Linked DNA regions of Homo sapiens: region 1 is linked to region 2. Evidence: chromatin loops called from intact Hi-C (ENCODE). Cell type or tissue: mammary epithelial cell. All regions are shown on one strand. Each heading gives the region's core, and the rest is flanking DNA. Links, peaks and the distances in the headings are about the cores only. Region 1 has its middle 430 kb from the start of LINC01809. Region 2 overlaps LOC107985905 (a long non-coding RNA gene).

Region 1 (8,744 bases), core at 2,218-6,217, 340 kb before region 2:
AACCAAAGCTCTGAATTTCCTTTTGTGTTTGGGGTCAACATAAAAATGTCAAGATATTGCACACAAAAGATATGTGAAGATGTTGCACACAAAATCTTCAGCTTTACTCATTGCTTTCTGAGATTTTGTAAATCTCAAAGACTTGCTTTTGAAAGGCATCTCAATCATGGCTATGTACTGGAATCACCTGAGAATATTTACAAACAGATTTTGATTTAATTGCTCTAAACTGGGGCCTATAAAAAACATGGAGATTACAATAAATAGGTTTAATTGTAGATTAATTTAAAAAAATTTAAGCTCCCCAAGTGATGCTAATGTGCAGCTAATATTCAGAACCTTCTAGAGCAGTGGTTGTCATTGTATAAGCCTAGTAAATCAGGAACTCTGGAGACATACCCAGCAATGTGTCTTTGAAAGCCTTCTAGGGCTTTTTGATATTTGCTTAAGAATAAAACCACTGTTCTGGAGTGTAGCAGTAAATACTATGACATTAGTTCTCAAAGTGTAGTGCCCAAATCAGCAGCATCAGCATTATCTGGAAACTTATTAAGAATGCAAATTCTTGGTTTCCACCTCAGACTTATTGAATTAGAAAGTCTGGAGGTGGACCCACTGATGTGTGATTTAACAAGCCCTCCAGGTAATTCAGAATTACTGTACTTTACGAAACAGAACCAATGAAAATGAAGTTTTTGATAGACACACAAAGAAAAAAAGAAGGAGGGAAAGAAAGAAGGAAGAAAGGAAGGACGAGAGGAGGAAAGAAAGGTGCGAAGGTGGGAAAGCAGGCAGTCAGGCAAGAGTTTTTCGGTTGGTTATTTTGCAGTCTTGTACTAGTTTGATCCTTTTAATACAGGCTGAGTGGTAGATGATATTGTTCTTTAAAGAAGAATGACAAGGGACAAACAGAAGGTTATTTATAGCAAAATTAGCGGGCAACCAAAACAGAATTTGCAACTATATCTATGACTCCAAGACACAGCCGTTCCTTTATGGCACTAGAAGGACATTGAACCACTATAGACTTGATTGACAACTGCCTGGCCCAGTTTCATATGGCTAGTTATTCTTGTCCTTGTATAAATTAATTTGTAAAATGTAGATCACCTGGAAGAAACCAAAAATATAAATAATAGCTTATACTTATCATTTACTAAACATCAGGCATCATTTGACTCTCACAACAATGCTATGTGGTAGATACAATAATCTGATTTTACGTATATGGAAATTGAGAGTTTAAATATTGTGCCCAAGGTCAGGTCCCCTAACAGGAGAAGTCTGGGTTTAAACCTAAACAGTCTAACCCCACAGTCACACACTTAATCATTACATCAGTAGTTCTCAGCCAGGAGCAGTTTTGTCCTCCAGGGGATATCTGGCAATATCTGGAGATACTTTTGGTCATTACGTATTGTGGGAAGGTGCTACTGGCATCTGATATGAAGAGGACAGTATGAAAAAGTTCTGACGATGCACAAGACAGCTTCCCAATGCAACGAATTATCTGGCCCAATGTGTCAATGGTGCTGAGGTTGAGAAACTCTGTCCAAGTACAAGTAAAGGAGAGGTCCCAAGGACAGGCCATTTAATCTGCAAATAATAACTATTTAAATTGTTGCATTCTTTCTCCCTTTTACTCAGGAGATTCCAAAATGTCTCAAAGTTAAGAATATCTCATGGCCACAGCACAGGTCTAGAGTCTCTTCTAAAACTAGAACTGACTATTCCAGTCTTATGAGTGAATGTTCACTCACGTCTAGAAATAGCAACTTATTCTCTATCGAGGGATAAGCATTGCATCTAGCAGTGTCTTTAATGAGTCTGCAGTCAGTAAGCAGAGAGCACTACATACTACCAGAACCCCAGGTAATTAAGCATGTGGGCTACTAACTTGTTAGTGTATCACAATTTTTATCTAGCCTTATCATTGTCATAAAGGAAACTAAATTAACTTACAAACTCCGGCTCCTGAGTGTAATAGAAAGACTTAGCTGAATTAATTAAAATACTATCAGATTCTTGCCCTGTAAATTTCTACTTATGGGTCTGGATCCATGAAGGGGTAATTTTCTCAGAATGCAATGCAATGAAGGAGGTCTCTGTGTGAGAGATTAGCTGCCACTTGGTAAGTTTGATCAATAGAGATGGCCAATCCAAATAATAGGAGAAAGCCTTTATGAGAATCTGACTAAAGACAAGGAAAGATATTTCAAATAAGCTGGGAAGATTTTTGAATAGAGAAGCAGTCTCATTGAAGCTAAACACACATGGCCCCCTTCTACTCACCTCCTTTAAGACATAACTTATTATTCAGAAATGGTCATCAGCATGAAATTGTATGCCTTCTAATCATTTAGGGTTCAGACAGACTTTGCTACTTCTGATTGAGGGGGAACCTCTCTATCTCTGCCTCTCTGACAGCTGTCTCTCTCATCTCTCATCACCAGACTGTCTCAGCACGTTATCTGTAGCACACAGACCCTTGTCATTTTTACCTGGGTTCGCAGTTCCTGATCCGCATGTCTTCCCTAGATCCAGAGTGTATGAACAGGGTCTTGCAATATCTTTAATCCTTGACCAAACCATCTAATAATAAAATGAACTTAATAAATATTTGCTAAATGAATGAACAAACAGTTGAAAATATCTTTCATTCCCATATCTACTGTGTTACAGCCAGCTCCCTCCCACCCAGTATGTCACTCTTTTATAAAGGGGAAAGAGAAAGAGAGAGACAGTTTCTGTAGCATACGGAAAGATATCCAAACTATGCAATGTCATGGAGAGGTAAATAAGATAAGGAAGGGGGACACTTAGGAACATTTAACATCTGTAAAAGACCAAGGTGTTGTGAGTCTTCTGTGTGATATGCAAGGTCTTTTCCTGTATTTTGGAGATTCACAAGGGCCTACACTGCAATCTCAAAGGACTCTGGGGTACTGAAAGGGAGGCTAAATGGGTTCTCTGTGTCTCTCTTTTCCATCAGCAGAACATTATATCTGTTTTATGTATCCAGGACCTAAATTATATTATATTTAAAAATAGGGGTTTTCTGTCCAAAAAAAGCTTATAAAATCACTAATTTAGTTGAATCTTCTAATTCTGCCACTGAAATAATAGAAGCCTCAGGTGAAATAAACTCCCCACATTCACAAGACTAACAAATGGCTGAATCAGCACTAAGTCATTGATCGGTTTCCAGTGCCCAGTGGACCATTCTTCAATGTTCTGGGAGAAGTTGGTGTGATGAGGAGGAGCAAAGGAGAGAGGAACGGGAGACAAGAAGCATCTGGGAGCATGCTCACCTAGGAATGTTAACTTATTATATGAGCCAGCATCATCAGCCTCATACTTAAGTAGATTGTGTGCACTACTGAGGTGCCTCTAATACCCACTACTCTAGGTTAAAGCATGTGCATCTAGGAGTTAATTCCTATTCCAAAAGAAATGCACACACCAGGAGACGAAATGCACTACGTCACTAGCAGTCACGTGTCCAGCCTCTCACTAACCTAGAAGCACAGCGCCGGCCAGGCGCGGTGGCTCACTCCTGTAATCCCAGCATTTTGGGAGGCTGAGGCCGGTGGATCACCTGAGGTCAGGAGTTCAAGACCAGCCTGACCAACATGGTGAAACCCTGTCACTACTAAAAATACAAAAATTGCTGGGTGTGGTGGCAGGCGCCTGTAATCCCAGCTACCAGGAGGCTGAGGCAGGAGAATCATTTGAACCCAGGAGGCAGAGGTTGCAGTGAGCTGAGATCGTGCCATTTCACTCCTTCCTGGGTGACAGGGTGAAACTCTGTCTCAAAAAAAAAAAAAAAAAAAAAAAAAAAAAAGCACAGCGCTGAACAAAGACTCATTCATCACTCCAGGAAATAGGGCACAAAGGAGAGGGTGTTAGATGGAGTAAATCAGCATAGACAAGTCTGCGTTGCGGCATGAGAATCCTGCATACTCAGGACAAAAGAAAAAAATGTCTACAGTGGTTTGACGATTGTATCATGATCTGGCAAAAGCCTGTTTACAAAAGCCTGTTTGCTCACAGAGGTTCTTGCAGAAGAAATGAGAGCTTTAGTGAGAAAACCTCCAGCTTCAGAAAAAGAATCCTTGATTTTGAGTTCCAGCTTTATTTTTTCAGAGCATTGTGTCTGTGGACAAGTTGCTTCACTTCTCTGAGTCACTGTATATTTTCATCTGAAAATAAAAACATGATCTTGGCCAGGTGCAGTGGCTCACGCCTGTAATCTCAGCAATTTGGGAGGCTTAGGCAGGCAGATCACGAGGTCAGGAGATTGAGACCATACTGGCTAACACGGTGAAACCCCATCTCTACTAAAAAAAAAACAAAAAATTAGCCGGGCGTGGTGGCGGGCGCCTGTAGTAGTCCCAGCTACTTGGGAGGCTGAGGCTGGAGAATGGCGTGAACCCGGGAGGCGGAGCTTGCAGTGAGCCACGATCGTGCCACTGCACTCCAGCCTGGGCGACAGAGCGAGACTCCATCTCAAAAAAAAAAAACAAAACATGATCTTGTCCCGTCTACTTTACAGAATAGATGTGAGAATCAGGCAATATACTACTTAATATCTGTGAAAGTGCTTACTAATGGTAAAAAATGGTAAAAAAAAAAAAAAAAAAAAAAAGTAACATTGTGGCATATCTTACACTAATAATCATAGGATTTAGCAAAGGGAAATAGACTATGGGTAGCATCTTTTGTGACTAGGGCCCTGGTTTTAAGCTTAGTGCCCAACACCTTGAAGAGCCAGTGCCTGAGGAAGGTGCTAATGGGCACAGCTGCTCTGGCTGTGTACTTCAGTGTCATTCACACTTAAGTACTCAGCAAGAGCAGAAATTCCTTTAAAAGTAACCTAAGCAAATCAGGAAAGCAGCCAATGCTGCATTGCAGACGTGGCTCTGTTTCCCTGTGTAAAAAGAACATCATGCTTGCTGCAGGGATTTCAGAGACACTTAGTGCTTGGTTTGAAATTTGGGCTTTGTTCCTTTTTTTTTTCCTTCTTTTTATTTTAAGTGGAATCAGCTAGGTGCTGCTGATATTTGTAGTGTGACAAAATAGTGATTCACTGCACAGAACCAGGTCCTAGCAGCAATTTGCAGGGGAAATAAATACAGGAGCAATCACAAGTATTATCTTCCTAGCCAGCATGATGTGATATAAAACAAAGAATTTCAACGGAGGGAAGGAAGTGTCCCTCTAGAGTGGGGGAAGTATAATCTTTGTTGCTTTCCAGATAGAAACTTTGAGGACTGGCTCCCAAACTGCAGATATGCTGCTTTCAGAGAAAAATCTTTGACCTCTCTAACTTTCCAAAGGAGCTGTAATTAGAATAATGCAGTGATTTTTTCTCACTCTTTTTGAAATATAAGAGAGTAGCCCTAATAGCTAGATAAATCTCTGATGCCTCTCCCAGTGGACTTCCTGCTTATTGAACCCATTTGCCATGTGTTGATTTTGCAAAATGAGTCAACAAGAATAAGATGGTTAATGTATTAGGGTGATTATGGGTCCAGGCCACCATCAGAGGGAAAACACATGTTAACATTACCTTACTTAATGTCACAAAGAAAGTATTGAAAACAAATAAATGTATAATTGTTCCCTGTGTGCCAGGTACTGTGCTAAGTGCTTTAAAAATATAATCTTATATAATCCTTACACCAACTTCAGAAGACACATTCTGAATTTTGCCTTTAGAGCCAGAGATGAATTGAAGGATGAATGCAAAGTTACACCAACTCCAGAAAATACATCCTGAATTTTGCCTTCAGAACCAGAGATGAACTTAAGGATGAATGCTAAGACTTCAATAGGAAAAGCTCTTTCACTTGTCTGATGCTGCCCCCACCTCCTACCCCTGTGCCACCTTCTTCACTTGACATTGAGAACACAGACTACCATATTGAATACTATCCCAATAGCTAGTGTACATATTTCTTTCAAAACATTTCGTAACATATTTTCCCTTATCAAACTTGATCTTGGGAAATGGTCTTCATCAACTATTTTAGTCTAACAGTCATAGGGCTCACTTGCCCAAAATACTTGTAAGATTCATCTTTTCCTGGTGATGGAAGTCTATGGTGGGTGTCCATTACATAACCTAGATCACAGTGTAGTTGTTGTGGCTGGAATCAAGATGGAAAACATGTTGGTGACTGAGAAATCTGAAAGAAATTCTTAATACTTTGCAGAGCATAATTAAAATCTAATAATGTGGTTCACCTATATCTTAAAGCTGTAAAAGCTGATAACTGCAGAGATTAAGCAACCTTCATTTGGAGAAATGAGTTAAGAAAGGATTGGGGTTCAGTTGTCCTGTAAAACCAATTGTCTTTCCACTGGATTACAAAATGGAATGAAGAGTTGGTGAAGGTGACAGAGAAGGGAGGGCAGAGAGTGTAGGGAACATTCCAGGAGATTACTGTATTTTAGGAAAACCAAATAGGAGAATAAAATTCAAATAGAGAATACTCCAAACAGCCCATAATGTTGCAGAGAATTCAAAGAGGCTAGAGACTAAAAAACAAACACTTCATTTGGTTATTAAGAAGTCATTGGAAACTGTTGAGTGGGTAATTAAAAAAATGATGGGACATGCACCAAAGCGAAGGGAATTGAAAGATTGTGGGAAACTAAGTAGTAGGAGACTGTCAACTATCAAAACATGAAGAGAAGGAAACGTACCTGATGCACTGAATGGGTTTTAGGATGGGAGTGACCTAAGTAAGTTTATGGGTGAAGAGGGGTAGATTGCTGTGAGATGACATCATTGAAGAATAAGAGGTGGGATAGAGAGGTGGGATAAAGAGAATGAGATCAAACCAAATCAGAGTGGATATACAGGAAGACTTTGGGATAGAGAATACATAAAATAAAGTAAATTGCTTGGATTTGAGATAAAGATGAAAAGGCACAGGAAATTTAGAATGTAATCTGATCTATCAATCAGTACAGAATTGTATTTGAGTAAGATTTTTGGATAAGTGTCATGTCTTTTATCAAGATTTTGTGACAAATAATTGGATGTAGCAGGAATCCAGGCTCATTGATGCATTGTATTATGCCTACCATAAAGCAAGCTCAAAAATGCACCCAGAAATATCTGGAATGAGCCCTTTAATCTCATCTAGAACAGGACAGATTATACTTATATGGATACACACACACATACACACACACACACAGAGAGAGAGAGAATAATTATTGCTTTAAGTAATTGGCACAGAAATGAAAAAAGAAAAGAAAGAAAGAGGGAAGGCAAAATTTCTGCTTCTGATAGACTTAGAGTCTTTTTGGGAAGGCAAAGTCAGCCCTAATGGGAAATAACTGGGTCATTTAGAGTGGATCATACATCAACCGTGGTGCCAAAGAAAATGTTATGGACAAAATGTCTGAGAGCTGAGCATTTGCATATAATGCAGATATCATGGGCTGGCAGTAATCACTCAGGCTTCCTGGAGTTTGAATATAAACAAAGAAGTATTTAGGTTTCCACAATTAAGTATTAATGTTCTTTTCACCAAGAACAAATAATTTTATTTAAATGTTTTTTTCCAAGTCTCTGAAGAAATACAGGAAGTCTTCAATCCAACACCTGAGGAGTCATTTGAGGTTACTTTAGATGAAGCTCGTATTTTTTTTAAGTGAAAAATGTACTGTTTATTACACATACTTCTTGATAAATCAGGCATTGGTATATTTCTTAAAATTATGAGTCCTTTTACTGTGCATTGTTAACTGGCCTATACCTCAATAATTATTGCAGATTTTCTTTCTCTATTTAATTAGGTGATTTGATTTGTACTTTATATAATTATAGTATTTGTCTCCTCCTTTGTCCAAGGCAAAATTGTAATCATTAGGTCTACTACCCAAGGCTGCTAAATGAATATTTACTAAAATAAAAAAATAAGCCACTGAAAAGGGTATAATTGTATCTGAACCAGAAAATTTCCATTTCATATCCATCATCTTAATTTCATTGTGGCTGCTGAACTCAAAATGAAAAGGCACAGAAACCCCAGGGGAAGGCAGAACAGTAACATCATTATATCTTCACAGAAAATAAGTTCCTAAGAGCTCAGTGCAAACAGCATACCCTCCCTCCACATAGTCTATATACATCCAAGCTTCGAGACAGTCAAGATCACACCTTTGTCAGCAGACGGCCTTTGGACTCAAACTGCAACTCTTCCCTGCATGTCCTGCCTGCCAAGCCTACCCTGCAGATTTAGGACCTACCAAGCCTCCACAATTGTATGAGCCAATTCTTTAAAAGAAATGTCTCAGGGCAGGTGCGGTGGCTCACGTCTGTAATCCTAGCATTTTAGGAGGCCAAGGCAGGCAGATTACCTGAGGTCAGTTCAAGACCAGCCTAACCAATATAGTAAAACCCCATCTCTACTAAAAATACAAAAATTAGCCAGGTGTGATGGTGGGTGCCTGTAGTCCCAGCTACTCAGGAGGCTGAGACAGGAGAATCACTTGAACCCGGGCAGCGGAGGTTGCAGCGAGCTGAGATCTCGCAGTTGCACTCCAGCCTGGATGGCAGAGTGAGACTCCGTCTCAAAAAAAGAAAGAAAGAAAAGAAATCTGTGTGTGTGTGTGTGTGTGTGTGTGTGTGTGTGTGTGTGTGTGTGTATGTGTATATATATATTATATATATATATATATATATAAAATCTGTCTGTTCTGCTTCTTTGGAGAACTCTGACTAA
Region 2 (8,744 bases), core at 2,756-6,755:
CTGACTGGTTTCAGGGTTCAAAGGTCTGTGTTCCACCCCAACTTGGCCAGTTATCAGCAGGAGGGGCCATGAACAATCCAGAAAAACCCTCTGGGCCTCTGGTTCCCCATCTGAAAAATTAAGGATAGTGAAACTTGCCTTGCCTACTCACAAGTCTGTCCTGAACTCATGAAACTCTAGCAGCTTTTCTATCTCCTCAGCTTTTCTATCACTTAGGTGAAAAACCTGTGGCCTAAGAAATTAAATGACCCACTTACCTGTTGTCTTAGTTTGTGTGTCCCCAGACCTTGAAACAAGCAATCAAATACAAGTAGTGTATTTAAGACAGGCAAGAAAAACTGTCAGAGGAGTGGAAAAGTGAACCAAGGAAGAGAAGGTAGCCAGTAAAATGATTTATCAGTCTTGCTGCCTTGGGGACAACTGAAAGTTAATTCCCTGAGGAAATTCTGGAAATGGAGTACAATGCAGGCCTTGAAGTTATCCTGCCCATGGAATAAGGGAGCTTGGGTGTTTGCATGCCAGTCTTGCAGAGTCCTTGGTTGAGGCTGCTGGGGCAGGATGTGAGCAGAGTGGACTTCATGGCCCTTTAAAAAAAAAAAAAAAAAAGAAAGAAAAAGCCTGCAGACAAAAGGAAGCAGAGTCTGGCTAGTGGAGGTTGGTCAGAATGCATGGAAATGGCAAGGCCCATTGGGTATGTGTGTGTCATTGCGATGGCTTCAACAGCTAACAGTCAACAAGGCTAAGATCTCAACTTCGGTTCCCTGACATCCCATTAGGGTCTTTCCCACTATCACAACTCCCTCTGACATTATGGCTCAGTTCTCCTGACTCTCCTCCTCATGAGGTTTCTGCCAATGCCCAGACTGCTTCCTGCCAATGTTGTTCTTCCCATACATGGTAACACCATTGGGTCAGAGCTGGGAGAGGGCATCCCTTGGCCAAACTGTCCTCTCCAGGCTCTGGCACTCAGCTCAGAATGCTCAGCATTGCAAGCCTAGAACAAGTTCCTTAACATGAGAATTCACAGATTTGGGTGTCTGTTTCCAGACCTACGATATCTGTCAACAGAATACTAATCCAAGAAGATATTTTGACAGGAGAGAGAATAGTGACCCCAGAAAAAAAGGCAAGTAAGAAGAGAGGGAAGTCCTTGAGTCCAAGTGACAAGACCATCAGGGCAAGACAGGGTACAAGGGGATTCAGTACCTGGTTCGGATACTAAATCTGCAAACAGTGAGCATCCCTGTTGTTTACAGAAGCACATGTCCCGGATGCAGGTCAAAAGCCTAGAGCAAGCTAGATCTGAGCTGTGCATACATTGGCAGACACGTGTGAGTGGCCCAGTGCCCCAGGGACAAGGTTCTTTTCTTAGCTGGGGAAAAACAGGCACCGGACTATCTCCACCGAGGCCTCACCAAAGCAATCAGTGGAGTGCTAAATACCTATCTGACAAGTCCAAAGTCTAGGTGAAGAAACATGGAAATGGTCTTTTCTCTTTGTGTTTTGGTGGTAGAGAGGGGCTGAAAGGACAAACAGTAAAATAAATATTTTAAAAGTCGCAAAACATTAAGGAAAATTCTGACCCATTAGATACAAATTCATAATTAAAATAGCCTAGCCTCACTGCTTCTGCATGTCATCAATTGTAAGATGCACATTTTTTTTCACATTTTAATGTCCCTGAAATTGGAGTTGTCTTTGCAGTAATGGTGGCCCTCAGTCCCTCCTAGCCAGAGAATAGTTACAGCAAAATTGTCATTGCCCACATGTCCCAACATGCACAGAGATACTCCCATTTTCTTTACTCATGTACTGAGTTTAGTTATGCAAGATGTCTTCAAACCAGAAAAATGTCAGTAATTGTTGAAGTTAGATAATGGATTCACAGAGTTTATTATTTTATACTTTCCACTCTTTTATATGTTTAAACATTACTAAAATAAAAAGGAAAAAAGGTCTCCAAAATATGCAATGATTCAGCATTAAAACAAAATGCTTATTGTGTTTTCAGAAAGGGAGAAAAATAGAGCAGTGAGGTATCAATGTGATATTAGTAAAACAAATGCTTGACATTGAAGGAATAACTGAAATTTTACATTTTCTTAGAAAATAACAAGCAAGCCCTTTTCAGGACCTAAGAAAGAAAGCTGTCTACAAGTGGATGTAGCATGTAATATTTTGTTACTGAGATAGAAGGCAGGAGGAATTGCGTAGGCTTTTGGAATTTGTGTAGTAAAAATACGAAAAATTAGCCGGGCGTGGTGGCAGGCACCTGTAGTCCCAGGTACTCGGGAGGCTGACACACGAGAATGGCATGAACCCGGGAGGCGGAGCTTGCAGTGAGCGAGATCGCGCCACTGCACTCCAGCATGGGTGACAGAGCGAGACTCTGTCTCAAAAAAAAAAAGAAATTTTGAAACAATGTAACCAAGTTATGAGTTATGGTAGACTACCATTATGCTGTTGTCATAGTTTAATACATAGAATAATGGTACACCTTCCCTTCTATAGTGTCTTAGAATCAATAAAGCAGCATTTTCAATGTTAAGTATTCCCCATGTTGACTAACCAAGGCAAAATTTTAAAATATGCATATTTACAGAAAGAGATGAAAAAGTTTTTGTTCACCAAAGTTCCTCTTAGGAAGAATCCTGCATTTGTCTAGAAGATATGCTTTAATAAGAGACAGTACAGTCTCGGGGCTGAGATCATGGGCTCTGAAACACGGCTGCGTATGTTTGAATCCCAACTCTGCTGCTTGTTAACTGTGTGACATTAGACAAGTTACTTAACTCTTCTATACCTCAGCAGATAATGAAAGTGGATCTTTCATTGATTGTGTAAAGATTAAATGAAATAATACTTGCAAAGAATTAAAACTAGTACCTGGAACAAAGGAAGTGTTCAATAAGCTGTTATGCCATGTTCAATAAACTGTTATGCCATGAAGGAAAGGGAAAGAACAATCTGTTTCCTCCTGAAGAAGAGACGGTCAGGAGATGGGTGGAGAATTCAGAGAGAGGGATCCCAAGAGACAGCAAAAACCTTTCCTAAACCATGATGTGTATTTATTAGGGAAAATTTGACATTTAAGGTGAATACTAAGTATAACAGGAAAAGCACACGTCACAAAAGTAGAAGGCAGAAGAGGCCCTGAAAAAGCAAGTCCTGGGAATTCACAGAATCAAGTGAGAAGCTATGGATCCTCGTATGCCTTGCATTTTGGAGCTAAACTAGGTTGCGCTAAGTTAAATGTGTATACCTTCCTCCTTCTCAAAGATGATAAATTGATCCCATCTTGGGTGCCAACTGTGATCAATTAGAGTGTTATACTGTGAAGGATTAGCAATATCTGCCCTAAGCATGGGGGGATTCAGTCACAATACATGAATAACATTTCAGCCACATTGGTTTTAGGGCAGACCTGCGTCCCCTTGACATTAGAAATACAGTCAAAATGAAGAAAGCCCCACAAAAACCTCTCTGTTCCATGTGGCTGGTCCAGGACCTAAGTATGTGGGACAGCCCTCTTCAGACTGCACCCTAAGGTCACACAACTGGATAGAGTTTGGGTGACTGATTCAAAGTGCATCGAACAAGTATCACCACATAGGGATTCTCCAACCCAAATCAAGCACCCAGCCGGTGTCCAGGGGATTCTCAACCAATAAAAGATACCGGTATTGCACCCATAGGCAGGGAATTGGTGGCAACCAAATGAATTGAAAGTTGTTAAAGCTATATGCTGGCTTGAATTATGTTCATTGAAATGTGTAGAGAGAAAGGGGAGTGTAGTTCAGAATTAACATTGACTTAACAATCATTCTGTTTAACTCTCTCATTATACAGAGAAAGAAATTGAGTTCCAAAGTTTATAAAATGTCAGAGGCAGGTCTAGAACCCTGAGCTCCTGAGACCTATCTAGCCAGGGCCTTTCTTCTTGTAAGGTTGAAAACATAGGACATGCTGAGGGTTAACTATGAAAAACCAGCCCTTCACACCATCCTTGCTGTCCTCTCCTGCAACTCCAGGGAAAATTGGACCAATTGGGAAACTATCTGCTCCAAGAACATTGACTCCTCTAAAAGTTCAGTCACTCTCTGCCATGTTAGAACCATCCATGTGTGTTTCTTCTGAATTCCAAGCCAGAGGAAATATCTCAAATTGTGCCTGTTAGAACCCTGTCTCAGAGTTTATCAATAGACTGCAGAAGAGCTTCTAGGTTATATGGTCTCACAATGATCAAGCCATTCTTTCTGCTGCAAATGAAAGCTTGTCCCCAAGTCTATCCCCAGTGGCCCACTGTGGCACTCTTTTTGCTTTCTCCAGAAGACTCCTTTTAAATATGCATGCCACTTTTGAGAGCATCTTCATAACCCATTTGGTTTGTGCAATTCAGAGAGAACAGACCAGGCCCACGACCTTGGATGAAAGGTCCAGGGAAATTCTTTTTTATTTATTTATTTTTTTAGAGATAGTTTCGTTCTGTCACCCAGGCTGTAGTGCAGTGGCATGATCACAGCTCACTGTAACCTTGAATTCCAGGCTCAAGAGATCCTTCCACCTCATGCTCTGAAAATGCTGGGATTACAGGTGTGAGTCACCATGCCCAGCCCCAGGGAAATCGTTGAACCTCACCCACTTTATGGTTGGTGAGGATCAGAGGCTGCTCCTTGCCCCTCCCCAGTAGTAAGGAATGTGGTGTTAGGAGGGGGTGGGGTCTGGTATTGGCAATGGCAGAAGCAATGCCTTTCTTATGTTAATCATTCACGTTCATTAATGTTTGTAAAATCCATGCATGTCATTGTGTGTAGCTATAGTGCATTCCTTTTCACTGCTGGATAGTATTTTGTTGTATGCGTGTTATGTTGCATCCAGTTTGGGGCAATTATAAACAAAGCTGCTATGAACATTGTTTGTTTTTTCCATGTGTCCACTTGTACATATATTTTTCCAGGCATAGACTCAGCAAAGAATGCCCTGGGTGTTCTTCATAAAGTGTGAAAATCTTCAACTGAGTTTTCTGCAGCGTTTGCACCATCTTATGTTCCTACCAGTGTGACTGAGCATTTCTATTCTTCTGCATCCTCACCAACACAGCGTATTTCAGAGTGTTTAATTTTAGCCATATTCCTTGGCGGTTTTATTTTGCATTTCCTCGGTGGTTTTATTTTGCATTTCCTCAATGACTAATGAAGTTAAACACATCCTCACATATTTCTTGGCCATTTATATTTTCATTTTGTGATGAATGTATTAGATTCCTTTGCCAGTATTTCTTTTGTATTGTTTGCCTTTTTCTTACTTGGTGAAGGAGTTGTACATGTGTGCTGGGCACTGGTCTTTTGTAGTGATAACTGTTGGAAATACCATTCCCACACTCGTGGTTGGTCTTTTCACTTTCTTGTTGGTGTGTTTTGTTGAACAGAAGTTCTTAGTTTTCATAGAGTTGAACTTATCTGTCTCTTCTTTAGAGTTAGTGCTTTCATGGTCTTATTTAAGAAATATTTCCCTGCTCCAAGCACATAAAGATATAGTTTCATACTCACTTCCAGAAGAATTTAGTTCTGCTTTTCACAATTAGATCTTTTATCCTTCTGGCATTAAATTTTAAAATGTCTCAAACTTCTTTGTCAAATTATAATGGGAACCATAGCACCATGTTCTTGAGCACTGGCTTGGAGGCCGCCTGCGTTTCGGTCATGGCTCAGATGTTCACTAGCTGTGTGACTCTGAGAGTCTGCTTTACTTCTCTGTGCCTCTCTCCCAGCTGTAATAGTACCCACCAGAGCACTTTTCTGAGAGTTAAATGAATTAATATGTAAAAGCGCTAGAAGAAAGAATGTCTGGCACACACTTAATGCTTTATAGGACTTAGCTACGTCTTTTTTCTGCCCTTAATGTTTCTCCTCGGCTTACTCAGACCCAATGATCGTGCTTGCCATGCCCTAACAACAGCCAAGAAACATGACCCCATGGAAGCTGTGTGCTGTCGTGATCAATATTCTGCCTGAAGAGTTTCTTTTCACCATATAATTTTCTTGCATGTGTCAGTATTTATATGCTTCACTTGCCATCTGCAGGCACCTCAGCCTTCTAAGAAAACGTGCCTAGTTCTGTCGACTTTAAGATCAGAGAGATGTGGAATTCAGTTCTCCCCAGATATTTCTTATGCTCCCCGGGAAGTAAAATAGCTCTGAAAGTGGTGGAAAAGAGAAACATTTCTCAACTTTCATTCAACTGGGATGTACATTTCTGGGGACACTGCATGATCTGTCTGTCTTTTTCCTGTTACTGGGTGACACCTTTAAGGCACCAAAAGTAGCTTCAAGCCAGAAAAGGAAAGAAACCAACATTTGTTGAGAGATTTCTAAGTTATAGTAAGTGCTTTACATATGTTATTTAAGCTACCCAATAAGTGAGAGAGGGAGGTAACTAATATGCAGAAGAGTCAGAAATTCTGTATTCAGAACAAAGTCCTTCTACTTTCCAGATGAAAGCTCTTTACAGCAGGCAGCCTCCCAAGAGGCACCATCTAGTAGACTTAGAATCATTCTGGCCTTCTTGAATGCCCCACGTATTTTAGACTTTTTTCTATTTTGTCATCTCATCTGCATCCTGCTCCCTCCTTGCGCTAGCCCTTGGTTGTGCTTTCAGCACAAAAACCTGTTCTCCCAGTGAATGCCGGCACCTGCAGCTGACCACCCACCATGAATCTTAGACTGGACCCCCTCTGCAAAATCTCATGCTAGCAGCTGCCCCTGTGGACTCTCTCTTAGGAATGGCAGCATATGAAGTTTCTCTTCTCTTACAGACATGTTTATACAGGTCAGTTTCTATGTCATTGTGCCTGTATATACATGTAAGCAAGGATGGGCATGTAACAGTAATGACTTGATTAATGAGAATGATCATTATATATAGTTATGCAATGAAACATGTATGATTCAAGTGAACACATAACATAAAATTTCATGTAACCTAACTGGTATTAACTTATATGAATCCTTCTAGTAAGTTGAAGTCCATTTTTAGAGTAATACAAGTAACAGGACATGAGCTATTATTTTTAAGAATTTACTCAAATGAGCAACTTCTAGGTTGAGTCTCTAAAGAACCTACTGGGGTTAAGCTCTCCGACACAGCAGCCCTGATTCAGTATTCTCTGCAGATCTCAGGGTGCATAACACAGGTCTGGCATCCACAATGAGATCTTCAATGAATGCTTGTTGTGTATAAATAGATGAAAGAATGGATTGGATCCATTGACACGCAGCCCAATCATCTTTCCACAGCCAGCTCCAGCCCTGTACCAATAATCACTAGGAATAAGAATTAGTACCCTGAGGCTGTCTAGAAGCCAGTCATCAGGTTCAGTCTTGCAAGCTAACTTAGACTTAATTAGGCAGAAACATTGACTCAAGCATCTCAAATTATTTAAACAGCAAGAGTTCAGATTGGCATCTTTCTTCACAACCCGTAATACAGGGCTTCGCAGGCAGCAAACGTTCAATAAATACTAACTGATTACACTTCAGAAATCTAGATAATTCTATTAACCAAATTCCTCCTTTGCTGTATGTGTATCCATTAATCAAGGTAAACATCCAAAGACACACATCTGTGTGTCCATCTTACCGCCTCCACCAAATTCCTCCTTTGCTGTATGTGTATCCATTAATCAAGGTAAACATCCAAAGACACACATCTGTGTGTCCGTCTTACCGCCTCCACCAAATTCCTCCTTTGCTGTATGTGTATCCATTAATCAAGGTAAACATCCAAAGACACACATCTGTGTGTCCATCCCACCGCCTCCACCAAATTCCTCCTTTGCTGTATGTGTATCCATTAATCAAGGTAAACATCCAAAGACACACATCTGTGTGTCCATCCCACCGCCTCCACTGACCTCTGCCTTCACTGTCTGCATGTGTGGGCTGGCTGCTAAGGGACCAGATTTAATTATCAGATTTTAAGCACATTCCTTCTCTCCAAATTATGTGAGTTTGTTTTTCTATTTGAGAGTTTGGCAAAAGCTATATTCCCACCCTGTCACTTACTCAAGAGGAAATGTGTTACTCTTAGCAAGAGGACATCTCCCACAGTAGGAATCCAACAGCGTCTGCAGAGGTGGTCCCAGCTTGCGGCAGCCTCTACGGATTGCCAAACTCCCACCTCAGGCTGCCCCTACTTGCCTTTTGCAGTGAGCCTCCAGAAAATGTTCAGACGGCCCCAGCAAACAGCCAGAAAAGGCATGGTACTTGGATAGGAAGGTGACATAGGGACCTCAACTCCCTAAATTGCTTTATGGTTTTTGCAGACCTGGAAGGGTATTTCTCAGAATGATTCCTGGCTACTTAATTGTTGGTCAGTCCAAGCACGTTGCTATCACTTCTTCAACTACCAGTAGGCAAGGAGTCGATGGTAAAATAAGCTAGTGCTTAGACTTTAAGCAATGATTAGACAGAATTATATCCCCCCCAAATTTTATGTGTTGAAACTCTAACCCCCAGTACCTCAGACTGTACAGACTATATTTGGAGGCAGCATCTTTTAAAAGGTAATTAAGGTAAGTTGAGTTCATATAGGTGGGACCTAATACAGTATGACTGGTGTCCTTATAAGAAGAAGAGATTAGGATACCAAATGACACAGAGAAAGGACCGTGTGAAGACACTGGAAGAAGACAGACATCTACAAGCCAAGGAGAGAGGTCTTAGAAGAAGCCAACTTGACTGACA

The links. Peaks named below come from ENCODE experiments on the same cell type or tissue, not always from the same donor. Only the 100,000 strongest peaks of a DNase experiment are listed, where the experiment ranks them.
Region 1: a loop joins it to region 2, with 4 times the contacts of the local background. A loop is called at or near these places in 1 of 110 quality-filtered maps.

The regions. Positions count from the first base shown.
Region 1 is chr2:83,949,031-83,957,774 of GRCh38, forward strand. No RefSeq gene overlaps it. Among named protein-coding and RNA genes, the nearest start is that of LINC01809, 430 kb to the left of the region's middle. RefSeq lists an enhancer at 4,551-5,095. In mammary epithelial cell, for the core only: no CTCF peak of the experiment used is centred there; a DNase peak (open chromatin) is centred at 3,921; H3K27ac peaks cover 1,742 bases.
Region 2 is chr2:84,292,713-84,301,456 of GRCh38, forward strand. All of the region lies in intron 1 of LOC107985905 (a long non-coding RNA gene), which reads right to left. Among named protein-coding and RNA genes, the nearest start is that of SUCLG1, 160 kb to the right of the region's middle. RefSeq lists an enhancer at 4,169-5,368. In mammary epithelial cell, for the core only: no CTCF peak of the experiment used is centred there; a DNase peak (open chromatin) is centred at 4,609; H3K27ac peaks cover 577 bases.